Linked DNA regions of Homo sapiens: region 2 is linked to region 1. The links are chromatin loops, found by intact Hi-C in ENCODE. Cell type or tissue: K562. All regions are shown on one strand. Each heading gives the region's core, and the rest is flanking DNA. Links, peaks and the distances in the headings are about the cores only. Region 1 overlaps EFCAB6 (EF-hand calcium binding domain 6). Region 2 holds the start of LINC01639 (long intergenic non-protein coding RNA 1639).

Region 1 (4,388 bases), core at 254-4,253:
TACCCTGGAGTGGAGGATGGACACAAAGGAGGAGAGGCTGCAGCCCAGTGAGAACTGACTTGGTCCCCGGGGTCTGGTGGACCCAAACCAAAGCACTGCTTCAGAAAGCTAAGCCCACCCTGGCCATGCCCTGTGTTGTGTTTCCTGAAGACATGTCCTTTAATACCCCAGCAGCCTTGAAAGGAGGCATTCCCAGCTGGTTTCACAGATGAAGGAGTGCGGGCTCAGAGAACAGTTAGTGACATGTCCATAAGGACACAGATAATGAGCAGTGGGGCAGGGATTTGAGCTCAGGAGTCTGTTGGGAGGGGCCACCTCCTCTGCCTGGACAGCCTGCCCTGTTCCACCTCCACCACCAAGCAGACCTGGATACCACCCCTTTCTTTTTCTTTTTTCTTTTTTTTCTTTTTTTTTTTTTTGAGAAGGAGTCTCGCTCTGTCACCCAGACTGGAGTACAGTGGCGGAATCTCGGCTCACTGCAAGCTCCATCTCCCAGGTTCACGCCATTCTCCTGCCTCAGCCTCCCAAGTAGCTGGGACTACAGGCGCCCACCACAATGCCCGGCTAATTTTTTTTTTTTTTTTTTTTGTATTTTTAGTAGAGACGGGGTTTCACTATGTTAGCCAGGATGGTCTCGATCTCCTGACCTCGTGATACGCCCACCTTGGCCTCCCAAAGTGCTGGGATTACAGGCGTGAGCCACCGCGCCTGGCCGGATACCACCCCTTTCTAAAAGTCTTCCTGCCCTCTTGGTTGGGCCCCTCTGCTCTCTGGGTCTTCACTTTCCACCTGTATCATAAAAACACAATACTTTGGAAAATGTTGAGAGTTCATAACTTTGCTGAAAAGAGGACACTCTCTTGTTTGCTTCATAACTGCCAAACATTTTCATTTTAAGGTATATAAATACCAAGTAGAATGACTGATCCAATGACTTATTCCTTTTTTTTCTACTTCTTCGATTCCCTTCCAGTCCTTGTTTAAAACACACTTGCCTTGACCATTTATCCACTTACAGCCTGCATGGAGTACATTTTAATGCACAAACATCTTAAAAGATGAAAGAATATTCTCATGTGTCCTTTTAGCAAAATTAGATAGTCCATCACCAAATACTGCATGATCAGATCCTTCCTGTTGGATGACTAACTGAATGAAAATACCAAATTTCCTTTTTTATCCTTAGAAATATATCATTCAGTCATCAAGCGCTTCAGCTGATACGATCAGTGTCACCATCATCTTTGGAATCTAGAGTGCTGTTCTGTCTCTATGCCTTCCTCTTCTGAATCATCTCATCATTGTGAAATCTCTTCCTTTCTCAAATTTTCTTGCCTTAGCCATTTGGGCATAAAGAAGGAATTCTGAATTTCCAGCTGCATTCAGTGAAATCTAACACAACACCCCGAGCATGGTGTCGTTGTCTTCTTTTATACATTCTTGAGAAATACTGTAGAACTTTGGGCACTGCCGCAAGAAAACTGAAGGGTGATGTCCTAGTGGTGTTTCATTTCAACATTATCTCATCCTGCCAGGTGATTCTATCATTTTGGTCTTGTTGTTATCTCTCTCTCTCTCTCTTTTTTAGCACAGTTAGGAAGAGTTGAAGAGTAATAATGAAATATTGTTTAGGATAATATATTATTTAGGTTAGATATAGTAAGATTAAAATCAACATCGCTAAGACCACATAACAAATGGATCCAGATAATAATTGCAAAATAGAATGAGTTTGTTTGTTTTTGTTTGCTTGTTTGTTTTGAGATGGAGTTTCGCTCTTGTCACCCGGGCTGGAGTGCAATGGTGCCATCTCAGCTCACTGCAACCTCCGCCTCCCAGGTTCAAGCGATTCTCCTGCCTCAGACTCCCAAGTAACTGGAACTACAGGTGCACACCACCATGCCCAGCTAATTTTTTGTATTTTTAGTAGAGACAAGGTTTCACCATGTTGGCCAGGCTGGTATCGAACTCCTGACCTCAAGTGGTCCACCCACCTTGGCCTCCTGAAGTGCTGGGATTACAGACGTGAGCCACTGCATGCCAGAATGAGCTTTATTTTATAAAGAAAATAAGTGATTTATTTTGTAAGACATCTAAGAATAATAAAAGTCATGAATACCAGCCCTGATTTTGGTATCATGGCACTGCTAGCTTCATAAAATGAACTGGGAGTATTCCTTTCTATTCTATTTTCTGGATTGTATGGAATGGTTATTCTTCCTTAGATATTTCATTAAATTAACCAGTGAAATCATCAAGTCCTGGAATGTCCTTTGTTGGAAGGCTTGTACCTATAAATCCAGTTAATTTAATAGTTATTGGATTATTCAGAGTTTCTATTTCATCTCAAGTGAGTTTTGCTAATTTGCATCTTTCAAAATATTGGTCATCAAGGTTGTCAAATTCATGGAATTAATATGGTTCATGGTGTTCTTTTAATTTTTTTAAAGTATCTGTGAAGTATTTAGTGAGATTCCTTATTTCATTTATCACTTTCATAGTTGATCTCTTTTCTCCTTTCTTCTTCATCAATTCAGCTAAGGCTTCCCACTTTCACAGATCTTTTAAAAGAACTAGCTTTTGTTTTTATTGATTTTTCTCTATTTTTCTGATTTCAATTTTATTGATTTTTGGTCTTTATTATTTCCTTCTTTCTGCTTGTTTTGGATTCAGTTTATCTTTTATATTTCTTAAATTGGAAACTCATAGTTTTTATTTGAGTCATTTTTTCTCTCATATAAGCCGTTAATGTAATGTATTTCCCCGTAGGCACTGATTTAGCTGCATTTCACAAATTTGGATATGTTGTAGTTTTAATTTTTATTCATTTTCAAATTATTTTCTAATTTCCCTTAAGACTTCCTCTTGGATCCATGGATTATTTAGAAGTGTGTTGTTTAATTTCAAAATATTTGCATCATGTTCAGGCCAGGTACAGTGGCTCATGCCTGTAATCCCAGCACTTTGGGAGGCTGAGGTGGGCGGATCACTTGAGATCAGGAGTTCAAGACCAGCCTAGTCAGCATGGCAAAACCCCGTCTCTACTAAAGATACAATAAATAAATAAATAAATCAGCCAGGTGTGGTGGTGGGTGCCTGTAATTTCAGCTACTCAGGAGGCTGAGACAGGAGAATTGCTTGAACCTGGGAGGTGGATGTTGCAGTGAGCCGAGATCGCACCACTGCACTCCAGCCTGGGTGACAGAGTGAGACTCTGTCTCAAAAAAAAAAAAAAAAATTGCATAGTGTTTAAATATTGTTCTTTTATTGATTCTAGTTTAATTCTGTTGTGGTCAGAGAACATATCTTGTGTGATATTAATTCTTTTCAATTAGTTAAGGTTTGTTTTATGACCCTGGATATGGTCTGTCTTGGTAAATATTCTGTGTATACTTGAAAAGAATGTGTATTCTGGTGCTGTTGGGTGGAGTGTTCTGTAAATGTCAGATCAAGTTGGTTATTAGTGTTGTTCAGGCCTTCTATATTCTTCATTATTTTCTATCTCCTTATTCTATCAGTTACTAAGAGAGGAGTGTTAAAGTCTCCAGCAATAGTTTTGAATTTGTCTATTTCTTTTTCTAATACTATTAATTTATGCTTCATGTATTTGAAACTCTGAGAAAAAAAATTGTGTATTATAATTTCCTAGGTATTTACCATTTCTGTTGCTATTCCTCTCTTTCTGAAGTTCTAAGTTTCTCTCAGCTATCATTCTTCTTCCCCTGAAGAACTTCCTATAGGACATCTTTTAGAGCAGGTCTGTTGGAGACAAATTGTCTTAGTTTTCTTCAATTTATAATATCTTTATTCTTTATTCTTGAAAGATATTTTTGCTGGATATAGAGTTTGGGGTTGACATTCCTTTTGTTTCAGCACTTTAAAAATGTTGTTCCATGGTCTTCTGGCCTCCATAATCTGTGGCAAGAAGTATGCAAGTATTCCGTTTTCTCATATTTAATATGCCTTTTTTCCCAGGCTTCTTTTCTTTTCTTTTCTTTTTTCTTTTCTTTTCTTTTTTTAACTAGCTCTCTCACTCTGTCACCCAGACTGGAGCGTGGTGGTGCGATCACAGCTCACTGCAGCCTTGACCTCCCAGGTCCAAGTGATCCACCTCAGCCTCCCAAGTAGCTGCAATCACAGGTGAGCACCATCATGCCTAAATTTTTATTTTTTCTAGAGACAGGGTCTTGCCATGTTGCCCATGCTGGTCTCGAACTCCTGAGTTCAAGCAATCCTCCCATCTCAGCCTCCCAAAGGGCTTGGATCACAGGCATGAGCCATTGCGCCAGACCATTCAGGCTACTTTAGAGATGATTTTTTTGATCTTTAGTTTTTCAGACAATTGATTATAATTTATGATTTGATTTGTTTGACCATGGGTTTTTTGG
Region 2 (4,388 bases), core at 258-4,257, 220 kb after region 1:
ATCTCCCTGTGAAAGACCCACTGGGCTCCCAGAGGCAATTACGTCCCTGTAGGGCTGGGTCTGGAGCTGACCAGGGCCACACTGTGGTCCAGCAGGGCTCTGCCACCTCCACACTGCCATCTCTCCCCAGACCTTCCTCTCCTCACAGCTCGTGGGGTCTCCAGTTCTCTGCCTTGAAGACAAGCATACTTTGTATCTCACTGAACCAAGGAAACCCTCACCAGCCTAAACCCTAAGCTGCAGCCCTTCCTGAAACTCCTCTCTCCCCTCCAGTGTCTGCCTCCCTCAAGAGCCCTCTACTTGGTACCCCACTTCTCCACACCTTCAGGTACGCCCGGTGCACCCACCCCTCTCCATCTGCATTCATACTTGCTCGCATCAACTGACCTAAGAAACAGGCCTCTGTCCCTCCCACCTCACCCTCCTACTCCTGCCCCATCTCATCCACCTCCTCAACTGAGTTTCCTTAAACAGCCATCGCAGGTGCCCTCTCTGCTTCCCTGCCTCCTCAGGCCAGGCCAGGGCCACCAACGTTCTCCCTGGTGTCTAGTGTGGTCTTGCTCAGACCTCATCCTGCTCACTCCTGGCATATGGGCCCCTCCCCCACTCTCAGCCGCCCGGCTGTGGCCCTCAAGTCTCCATGGTCTGGTCCCAGAGTCCAGCCTCATCCAGATGCACTGACCAACTTTCTTCTCCTGCCCTGGGACTCCATGCTGGCTCAGTCCTCTGCACCCTTGATAAACAATCACAGCAGCAATAACAAAGATACTGCTTCTCTAGAACGAACATGGGCCCATCACTGAGCTGAGCATGAATTAGCCAGTTCCGTCTTCCATCAAACCTATTGATTTGTTGACTCCAGAAAAATTCAGTGAATGCCTACTCTGTGCCACTCACTACTCTCAGCACTGGGGATACAATAATGTAATGATGGTATTGTTCCAATTGCACAACTGTGGAAACTGAGGCCCAGAGAGGCTAAGTGACCTGCCTGGGCTCACACAACCACGAGGTGGGTTCCAAATCCTACACCCGCACACACACCCGTGCCATGGCCTCCCTGTGGGCCACACACTCCAGAACCCTGCCCCCATCCCCCACTCCTCTGTCGCCCCTGGAGCCCAGCATCCTCAGTGCTTTGTTCTCTCCAGAAGCCCCCTCCCACCACCGCCACCACCCGCCGCCAGCCCGGCTGCTGCCTCCCTGGGAGCTGCTGCCAAGCCGTCAGCTCCTGTCATCACCCCAAGGCAGCCAGAGGGAGCACCAGCAGCAGCTTTGGCACACGCCACCTCCGGCCGCTCCACAGCCACCAGGCCAGCAGGATGGGCGCCCCTCCCGCAGCCATGCCATGGGAGTATCAGTGCAGGGGGATCCAGCCCTCCCCATTACAAACCAAGAAACCGACGCTGGAGAAGAAACTCTGAAGTTCAGCCAGGCCTCCGGTGACAGTGGCTAAATTTGTAAAATCAACCCATCGTGGTGATGATCCAAAGTCTCTGGAAGGCAGTCCCTCTGCTGGCATAGTCCCCTGTTCAACCTGCCACCAGCCTCTGGGAGCTCAGTGGGGTGGGGCACTTCCTCAGAGGAGGGTTCTGACCTCCGCTCAGGTCAAAGTTCCCTCTCAGGTGCCCATGGCACCCACCCCAGGTGCTCCGCCAATAGTCAGCCCTGGGGTCACCCAGCCCTGAGGTCATCCAGCCCTGAGGTCACCCAGCCTTGAAGTCACCCAGCCCTGAGATCACCCAGCCCTGAGGTCACCCAGCCCTGAGGTCATCCAGCCCTGGGGTCGCCCAGCCCCAGCTCCCAGGTGACCTCCGTGGAATCACTCCTGTCCCCTCCCCTTCCTCCTGGTCAGGCAGGTGACCGCGGACGAGGTGTGGACTCAGGTCCTGTCCTTGCCTGCCTTCCTGCTATCCCTCCTGGGGGAGGAAGCCCTGGGAGGGAGGCGGGCGCCCTGCTGGGGCCACATGGGGACCGAGGAGCACACGTGGCCAGGCCCGACCACCACGAGACTGTGCGGGCCGCCTGGGGCTCCCCCACAGGCGGGGAAGGCACCCCCGCTGCGTGACTCTCTCGGCTGCCACAGGAACCTCGTCCGAGGAGTTTAAGGAAAAAGGTTGTCCTCTGAGGGGGCCATAGGTTGAAGGAAGGGGCAAGAAGGCAGTGTGTGGAACAGACAGGCCCACGCGGCTCCCAAGTCGCTGCCACCTCCAGGCTCCAGGTCTCCTCCCCGGGTTCAGAATCACAGGAGAGAATCCCATTGGGTTTCACTTGGGTCACGTGTCCAGCCTGGACCAATCAGCCATGGCAGGGGTGGGGCCATCTGGAGGGAGTCTGGCCAGTCCCAGAGAAGAAAGAGCCTGTGGGCGAGGCAGTCACCGACACGCAGCTTCCCATTTTACAGGAGGGAGGTGGACAGGCCCCCAAGGAAAGATCCCTGGGCACTGTGTCCTTGCGTCTCTGGATCAACCCAGACAAAGGCCCTGCAGTGGGAGGGAGCCACGTGTGCCCTGGTGAAGAGGAGGAAGAAGAGGTGTGGTAGGTCCCCAGTGGAGGTGTGTACCAGGTGTGCCCTGGTGGAGAGGAAGTAGGGTAATGTCCCAATGGAGAGGACCCCCGAGGCGGCCGACGGACTTCGGTCCATGCAGCAAGACAGACATGAGAGACCCCTGTTTCCAACAATGACACTGGTAATAGGAGCCCAGGAGATGACTGGGAGGAGGGAGGGAGTGGACAGGGAGAGATAGAGGGTGAGCAGCTGAACCCAGGCCACTGAGGACAGGTAGAGGGAGAGGAGCCACCGGCCTGGGCTCCTCCAGGACACCCAGTGGGGCTCGCTGGGTGACATGGGGGGATCGAGGGCAGGAAGCCAGCTAGGGGGAGGATGAAGAGTTCAGTTGGAAACACTTGAGCATGAGGTTCTGTGGGGTACACAAGAGAGCTGGCTAGAGGGCAGGGGCCACAAGGAGAGAGGCCTGAGCTTTGATCGGGGACTTAGGGGTGACTGGCAGTGACACAGGTGGCCCAGGAGGCCACGGGAGTAGTCAGGATCTTATAGGAAATGGCCAGAAGAGAGGGGGCCAGGACTGGGTCCTGAGGAACCCAAAATCCAGGAGAAGGGTGCAGAGGAAGGAGTGCGGGGAGAGCAGGGAGGGGTGAGACCAGATCCTGTAGGAGAACTTGGACTTAGCAATGGGATGCCATAGGGGACCTTGAGGAGAGGGTCCCCATGGGGGCTAGGATGATGGTGATAAGAAGGGGAGACATCCCCCGAAAAACGAGGCATCTCCCTATGCCTCTGAGTCTCCAGCACTCGGGAGCGATCCTCCATTATGTTGAGAATAATGACTCCAGTGTCCATCGGGGGCAGAGGTTTCCTTGGCTAGAAGAGACCACTGTCTGAAATGTGTTGGGAAATGGCTGTGCTGTGTTCCCAGGGCCACCTAGCAAAGCCAAGGTCATCCACATTTGACAGATGGAAAATGAGGGGAAGCAGCTCATCCAAGGGGCACATCCATGGCAGAGCTGGGACCAGGATCAGGACCTTGGTGTCCAGCCTCTCTTCCTGGCCCTGACCACATCCCAACTGCTACTTCCAGTGAATGTCATGGCCATAGTGGGGGAGACTGGTTAGACTTCCTCTCCTCAGGCCTTGGCCCTCCTTCCAGGGGCCTGAGCCAGACCTCTGCTTGACCATGATGCCCTCTTTAGCCCGGCCTGGGGAGGCCAGGAAGAGCCCAGCCTGCAGGTGCCCCAGCTCTCACATGGAGGCCTCAGGTGGGGTCAGCTCCTGCCAAGCCCCGGATGTCCTGGGCAGATGCCCACTCTGGTCACCACCAGCAAATGAACTCCAGAGAACAGCAACCACACTCACTAGCAAGCCAACACCAGCAACCCCACATACCAGCAACCCCGCACACCAGCAGCCCCGCACACCGGCAGCCCTGCACACCAACAACCTCAGGAAGGAGGCAGTGGGCATTTGAGTTCTCAACGAGGGCAATTCCAGGACTATTGTGGGAGCTTTGGCACTTGTTGGACCAAGATTCCCGTTCTGACTCTGCCACCTGCCACCTGCCCCCTGCACAACCTTGGGCAAGTCCGGACACCATGTCAAAACCTCAGTTTCCTCATCTGCAAAATGGGCTTTCTATGCCCATCTGCCAGGAAGATGAGGATTAAGGGGCCCCCCTTTGGATAGTTGCCTGGAGAGCGAGGGCCCCTGTTTATGTCAGGTATTGAGCTCAGCACCAGCAAAAGAGGCACAGGTGATCCAGTGCAGAGCCCAGCCTCACATCGCTCACTCCAGGGTCCTGATATTTCCTATAAATGTGATCCAGGATTGAGTTCCTGGTTCCCTGCCTTCGTCTGCACCATGCCCTCTGCTT

What was found. Peaks named below come from ENCODE experiments on the same cell type or tissue, not always from the same donor. Only the 100,000 strongest peaks of a DNase experiment are listed, where the experiment ranks them.
Region 2: it touches region 1 in a loop (11-fold over the local background); 1 of 110 quality-filtered maps calls a loop at or near these places.

Annotation. Positions count from the first base shown.
Region 1 is chr22:43,619,940-43,624,327 of GRCh38, reverse strand. All of the region lies in intron 20 of EFCAB6 (EF-hand calcium binding domain 6), which reads left to right. Among named protein-coding and RNA genes, the nearest start is that of EFCAB6-AS1, 110 kb to the right of the region's middle. In K562, for the core only: no CTCF peak of the experiment used is centred there; no DNase peak of the experiment used is centred there.
Region 2 is chr22:43,397,460-43,401,847 of GRCh38, reverse strand. LINC01639 (long intergenic non-protein coding RNA 1639) reads right to left here and starts at 1,517. Exons shown (of 4, transcript NR_146918.1): 1 at 1,394-1,517. In K562, for the core only: no CTCF peak of the experiment used is centred there; a DNase peak (open chromatin) is centred at 2,297.